Regions from separate parts of the Homo sapiens genome. Here region 2 is linked to region 1. Evidence: chromatin loops called from intact Hi-C (ENCODE). Cell type or tissue: GM12878. All regions are shown on one strand. Each heading gives the region's core, and the rest is flanking DNA. Links, peaks and the distances in the headings are about the cores only. Region 1 overlaps SCFD2 (sec1 family domain containing 2). Region 2 overlaps LOC100506444 (a long non-coding RNA gene).

Region 1 (2,921 bases), core at 231-2,730:
GTCTTCATACCCACACCTCACCCCTTGTCTTCAGTCAAAAGAAATGACATTTATTCAGTATAGTTAGCATGGGATGTTTTTGTTTATAAGAACGATTTATGTCATCCATATAAATGTTCTGCCTATGCCGTACAGCACAGATGACTGTTTTGCATGTTTGTGACGGACCACAGCTCCATATTGACTATAGAAAGTCTTACTCAGCTCTAATTTCAGTTTACTCTGGGGTTTCAGATTCTGCTGACTACAGACAAAATTTTTCTCCCCCCACAATGGCTGCATACTTTAACAATCCCCATAGAATTCCACAGGAGTCTGAATTGAAATACAGAACTAATAAGGTACCCTAACAAATAGAAAAACTTCAAATCACTTTTAGAGTTAATAACTTCTCTAAATTAAAAAGCAAATATGAATACAGAAATAAGTTTTATTTCTTAAAACAAAGCCATGTAATGTGATATCTTTTAGCTTGGTTTAAATTTTTGAATTTCCTGTTTTCAGGGACTAGGAAATTGGATGTTCAAATTCACTTGAGACAAATTGTAATGTTTTCCAAATAATTAAAATATAACAAAAAATCCTACTAAATTTAAAATTTTATTTGTACATGGAACGAGGCTAAAAATTATTTTAATCTGCAAGTAATTCAATGAGTTCATATAACTACTTCTGAAATTTTTTCATTTCTTTAGCATTCATTATAGACTGAAATTAGTTCCTAATTGAAAATTGAAACTCCTAATTGAAATATTACCATGAATCAGATTTATATCTGTTATTAGTTTATTTATGCCTTATCTTTTCTCAGGAAAGATTTAAAGCACAAAGATCAATGACTAATTTAGGACACTTTGGCATCTTTAAAATTGTCTCCATGAATAATTTATTGGACCTCATGACTATAAGCCATGACACTTTCAAAAATGGAAAAGCACACTAGCAGATAAGACAACTGCCACTTTCAGTGACCCTGGATATACCACTTAGGCTCTCTCCTCATCTATAAAATTGGAACACTGAACAAGAGGATTCCAAAGGTCCCTGGTTCTAGCTTTACAATCCCATAACACATAAGGAATCTTTATATCTTCCTAGTCCCTGACTTCCTTAATTATTCATTAAGGCTCTAAACCCAAGACTGTGAATTTATAACTATTGAGATGATTCTTCTCCCATTCCATTCTTCACACCTTTCTACTTGTCACATAGTTGTCCATTTTCTATTATTTTCTATCTATTCAAATGATATTTTTTACTTTATTTTACAAAACAGTCTCATTCAATTGAGAAAGTGTTCTCAATGTTGAAGATAATAATGGAATGTACCATGATAAAAATGTGTCATTGAATACTTAGATTTCAATTAAATAACAGTCAAACCAGATACATTATAGCCTACCTACAAACAACTTCTTTCAAAAGTCTGCGAATTAAAGTATAAGTAAAACATATTTTGCCAAGTCTAAAAACACTGGATAGATTTTTAAGTTAGTAATACAGACAACACTCAAAGGAAATTTATTTTTGTGAACTGGTAGAATATAATACATAGTTGAAACACATAACTGAAACCCTCCTTAAGCCTCTTAGAGCTCTTTGGGAGTGAACTGCTGAGATACCTTGGGGAGGAAATGAAACTGTTACCTTGGCCAGACAACTTAGCCAACACAGAAACACTCTCACTTTCACCACACCCTAAATTGCCTTTGCTTTCCACTATGAGCTTAGAGAAGGGACCTGAATAGAGAGAAAGGAATAACTACCATGCTAAACAAATGGCAGCTGAGAGAAAAAGCCTTCTAGACCACTGTTCTGACTGCACTGTGAGAAAACTGACAGTTGGGTGGGTCAGACAGAAACAGGTTTTGGATGGGTGCAGTGGCTCACGCCTGTAATCCCAGCACTTTGGGAGTCCAAGGCGGGTGAATCACCTGAGTTCAGGAGTTCTAGACCAGCCTGCCCACATGGTGAAATCCCATCTCTACTAAAAATACAAAAACCAGCTGGGTGTGGTGGTGGTTGCCTGTAATCCCAGCTATTCGGTATGCTGAGGCAGGAGAATCACTTGAACCCGGGAGGCAAAGGTTGCAGTCAGCTGAGATTGTGCCACTGCACTCCAGCCTGGAAAACAGAGTGACAACAATCTCAAAAAAAAAAAAAAAAAGAAAGAAAAAAAAGAAAGAGAAACAGGTTTTAAACAGGTAGACATCATGAAATCAAATGTACTTCCTTCTTCTTTATCTGTTTCCTGTTCCCTTTTTGTTAGCTTTTCCTTCTTCCTCTTCCTTTTCTTCACCCATTCATTTTTACATTTCTTTAACAAATGTGTGTTCAGGCACTGAGTGCCAGATAGAAGAGATACATTGGTGAATAAACAACATAGGTCATCCCCTTATAAAGCTTAGAGTCTAGTGGGGGATAGAATCATATAAGCAGACAATGATAAAACAGAGAGTTAGTTGAAGAAAGTAAATAGCATCCCTGGTGTTACAGTAATACATGCTTGGGGCACCCAATCCACAATTGAGGTATCAGGTAAAGAAAGCATCCTGGAGGAAGTAAAGACCATGCAGAATCTGGAGGAGAGAGGGCCAAGGAGTGGGTTAGGAGAAGGGAGAGGGTATTAAGGTTTATTTATTTGTTTGTTTGTTTGTTTGTTTTGTAACTCAAAGTAAATTGAGCAAAAAAGTAAAAATAAAAAACAATAAGAAATGAAAAGGAGGACTGGGAGAGGAGCCAAGATGGTCGAATAGGAACAGCTCCGGTCTACAGCTCCCAGCGTGAGCAATGCAGAAAACGGGTGATTTCTGCATTTCCAACTGAGGTACCGGGTTCATCTCAGTGGGGAGTGCCAGACAGTAGGTGCAGGGCAGTGGGTGCAGCGCACCGTGTGCGAGCCAAGGCATCGCCTCATCCGG
Region 2 (2,921 bases), core at 315-2,814, 530 kb after region 1:
GGCAAAATGCCGCCAGTCTTTTTGCTAAAACATAGCAAAAGTCGCCTTTGCTCCAGTTCCCAACAAGTTCCCCATCTCCATCTGAGACCACCTCAGCCTGGACCTTATTGTTCATATCACTATTAGCATTTTTGTCAAAGCCATTCAACAGGTCTCTAGGAAGTTCCAAACTTTCCCACGTTTTCCTGTCTTCTTCTGAGGCCTCCAAACTGTTCCAAACTCTGCCTGTTACCCAGTTCCAAAGTCGCTTCCACATTTTCAGCTATCTTTTCAGCAACGCCCCACTGTACTGATACCAACTGACTGTATTAGTCTGTTTTCACGCTGCTGATAAAGACATACCTGACACTGGGAAGGAAAAGAGGTTTAATTGGACTTACAGTTCCACATGGCTGGGGAGGCCTCAGAAACATGGCGGGAGGCAAAAGGCACTTCTCACATGGCAGTGGCAAGAGAAAAATGAGGAAGAAGCAAAGGCGGAAACCCCTGAAAAACCCATCAGATCTCATGTGACTTACTCACTATTACGAGACTAGCATGGGAAAGACCAGCCCCCATGATTCAATTACCTCCCCCTGGGTCCCTCCCGTGACACATGGGAATTCTGGGAGATACAATTCAAGTTGAGATTTGGATGGGGACACAGCCAAACCATATCACTGGGGGAGGAAGGCACCGTGGTAGTGCTATGGACCGAATCATGTCCCCTCCATATTCGTATGCTGAGGCCTTGAGCCCCAATGTGAATATATTTGGAGATGAGTCCTTTCTGGAAGTAATTAAGGTTAAATGAGGTCATAAGGTTAGGGCCCTGATCTGATAGAATTTATGTCCTTTTAAGAATAGACACCAGAGCGCTTGCTCCAGGTGCACAAAGTAGTGGCCATGTGAGCATACACTGAGAAAGCAGCCATCTGCAAGCCAGGAAGAGGGCCCTTACCAGCCATTCTAGTCCCCTGATCTTGGACATCCAGCTTCCAAAACTGTGAGAAACCGATTTTTGTTATTGAAATCGCTTAGCCTTTGGTATTTTGTTCTGGCACCCTGGCAGACTAATATAAGTAGGGGTAAGCAGGTTATTAACCAGAAAGAGACACAAAGGAGCTTTTCACATAAGGGCGATGGATATATTCTGTATCTTGATCAGGGTAGTAGTTACGTGGGTGGATACATAGGTGAACAAGTTTATCAAACTGTCAGTTTCAGATTTCTACATTCTTGTGCATATAAATTTTCCTAAACTTGAAAAAGGCCGTCTTATCCCCATCTTTCCCAATGGAATCTGTGTTTCAAAAAGATAACAATATAGTGTTCATGCCTTCAAACAGGCCTGGTAGAAAGGAAATTAACATACATTATTTATCTCGTATATATGTATGTTTCTGCCTGTAATAAATAATGGGGATTGAGCACTTAGCACAAGAGTAAGCAACTGCCAAATGCAGCTCTGGGTTCAGACCTGTATGGGGCAGACCTGAGAGCCAGGCCCCTTTCCCTACCATACTGAAACTGACAGCAAAGCCGCTCAGCTAAGGGGATGTGCAGAAAGGACGCCCTGGGGTCTCCTGAGGCTGCAGGGCGGCCGGGGAGCCCTGGGGTCAGGAGGGCAACTTTCTGGGGCACAGTGCTCGAGTCACCTCTCCGAGGAACGGCTCTGCCTGCACTGCTTCTTGTACTTTGTTTACCCGCCCCTAGGAAAAGAGCTGTGAAGATGATCGTAGGGAGCAAGCAGTGAGGCGGCAAATGGCTCTGAGAGGAGCCACGCAGACAGCTGGGCAGCCGTGCCAAGAACAACAGGAAGCTCGCGGCCCCACCCCTGCTCGCTGCAGCCCTGGCCTGGAGACCCAGGGTTATTTGCTTTGAAGGGCCCTCTGCAGATGTTACATAAACAAAACCTCCATTGACTCCAGTTCTGAGCCTGGCCTAAAATAGCCCGCGGGCTTCCCCCTACCACTGTGCAGTTTCGCCGCCATCCCTTTTGGTCCCCTTGTGTGCTAGCTGCTTCCCTCCATTGACCACATGTGCAGACAACTCTCGCCAGTGTCCCTAAGAGGCCAGTTCCCTGGGGAACAAAAAGTGGGGCTCGTTTGCCTTCCCTGGCAGGTCAGACACAAAGCATCCCTGTAAGACCTTTGATGGCTACTGGCCAAGGGACACGTTTCCCCTCCCCAGGGAGGCAGGAAGCTGGGCTGAGGCACAGTGGGGTTTGGTCAGCAGCCAGCACAAGAGGGACTGTGCTTTCTCTCTGTGTCTGTGTCTCTTTCTGTGTGTGTCTGCGTCTCTCTCTCTCTCTGTCTCTTTCTCTCTCTTTCCTAAGGGCAAGCTCTCCAGGTAAGGGCACGAGTTCTTCGTCAGCGTCTCTATTTTCACTTGATGTAACGACTGAACACTCTACTCTTGACTCTTCCTCCAAGCTCCTATAAAATTCCCTGACCCCATTTGCACTTCAGCTCCTTCATTCTGCAGAAAACCATTCCTTCGTGAACATCTGGAGAATCACAGATCCGTGCCACAGCACGGGGTCACTCTGGGCCTTGCCACTCAACATGGGTCCCTGGAAGCTATTATCATCTTTTCCCTTTGACCTCCTGCACTTCTCCAGGATCTTAACTCATAAAATAAAACCAAAAACAACACCAGCAATAAAAACATATTTATGTCAAATACTTACTATGTGCCTGATACAAGGCTAAGCATTTTATGTGTTTTATTTTATTTCATATTGAACAGTCTTATGAGATTGGTACAATAATTATCTCCAGCTGACAGAAGGACAAACTGCAGTTTGGAAAAATTATAGAACTTGTACAAGATGTGACAGAGGTGGAACAGTCAGACTTGTATTCAGTGTCTCAACCACTGCATTGCATGTCCGGGGAAAAAGAGGGCAGGACTCACAACTCCTCCTTTCCATGGTCTTT

What was found. Hi-C counts contacts between places; a loop is a spot of excess contacts. Peaks named below come from ENCODE experiments on the same cell type or tissue, not always from the same donor. Only the 100,000 strongest peaks of a DNase experiment are listed, where the experiment ranks them.
Region 2: a loop joins it to region 1, with 2.9 times the contacts of the local background. A loop is called at or near these places in 2 of 110 quality-filtered maps.

Annotation. Positions count from the first base shown.
Region 1 is chr4:53,174,798-53,177,718 of GRCh38, forward strand. The region is part of intron 4 of SCFD2 (sec1 family domain containing 2); the gene reads right to left. Among named protein-coding and RNA genes, the nearest start is that of SCFD2, 190 kb to the right of the region's middle. In GM12878, for the core only: no CTCF peak of the experiment used is centred there; a DNase peak (open chromatin) is centred at 1,694; H3K27ac peaks cover 372 bases.
Region 2 is chr4:53,700,989-53,703,909 of GRCh38, forward strand. The region is part of intron 1 of LOC100506444 (a long non-coding RNA gene); the gene reads left to right. Among named protein-coding and RNA genes, the nearest start is that of LNX1-AS2, 110 kb to the left of the region's middle. RefSeq lists an enhancer at 1,563-1,682. In GM12878, for the core only: a CTCF peak has its summit at 1,460; DNase peaks (open chromatin) are centred at 1,573 and 1,983; H3K4me3 peaks cover 974 bases; H3K27ac peaks cover 2,181 bases.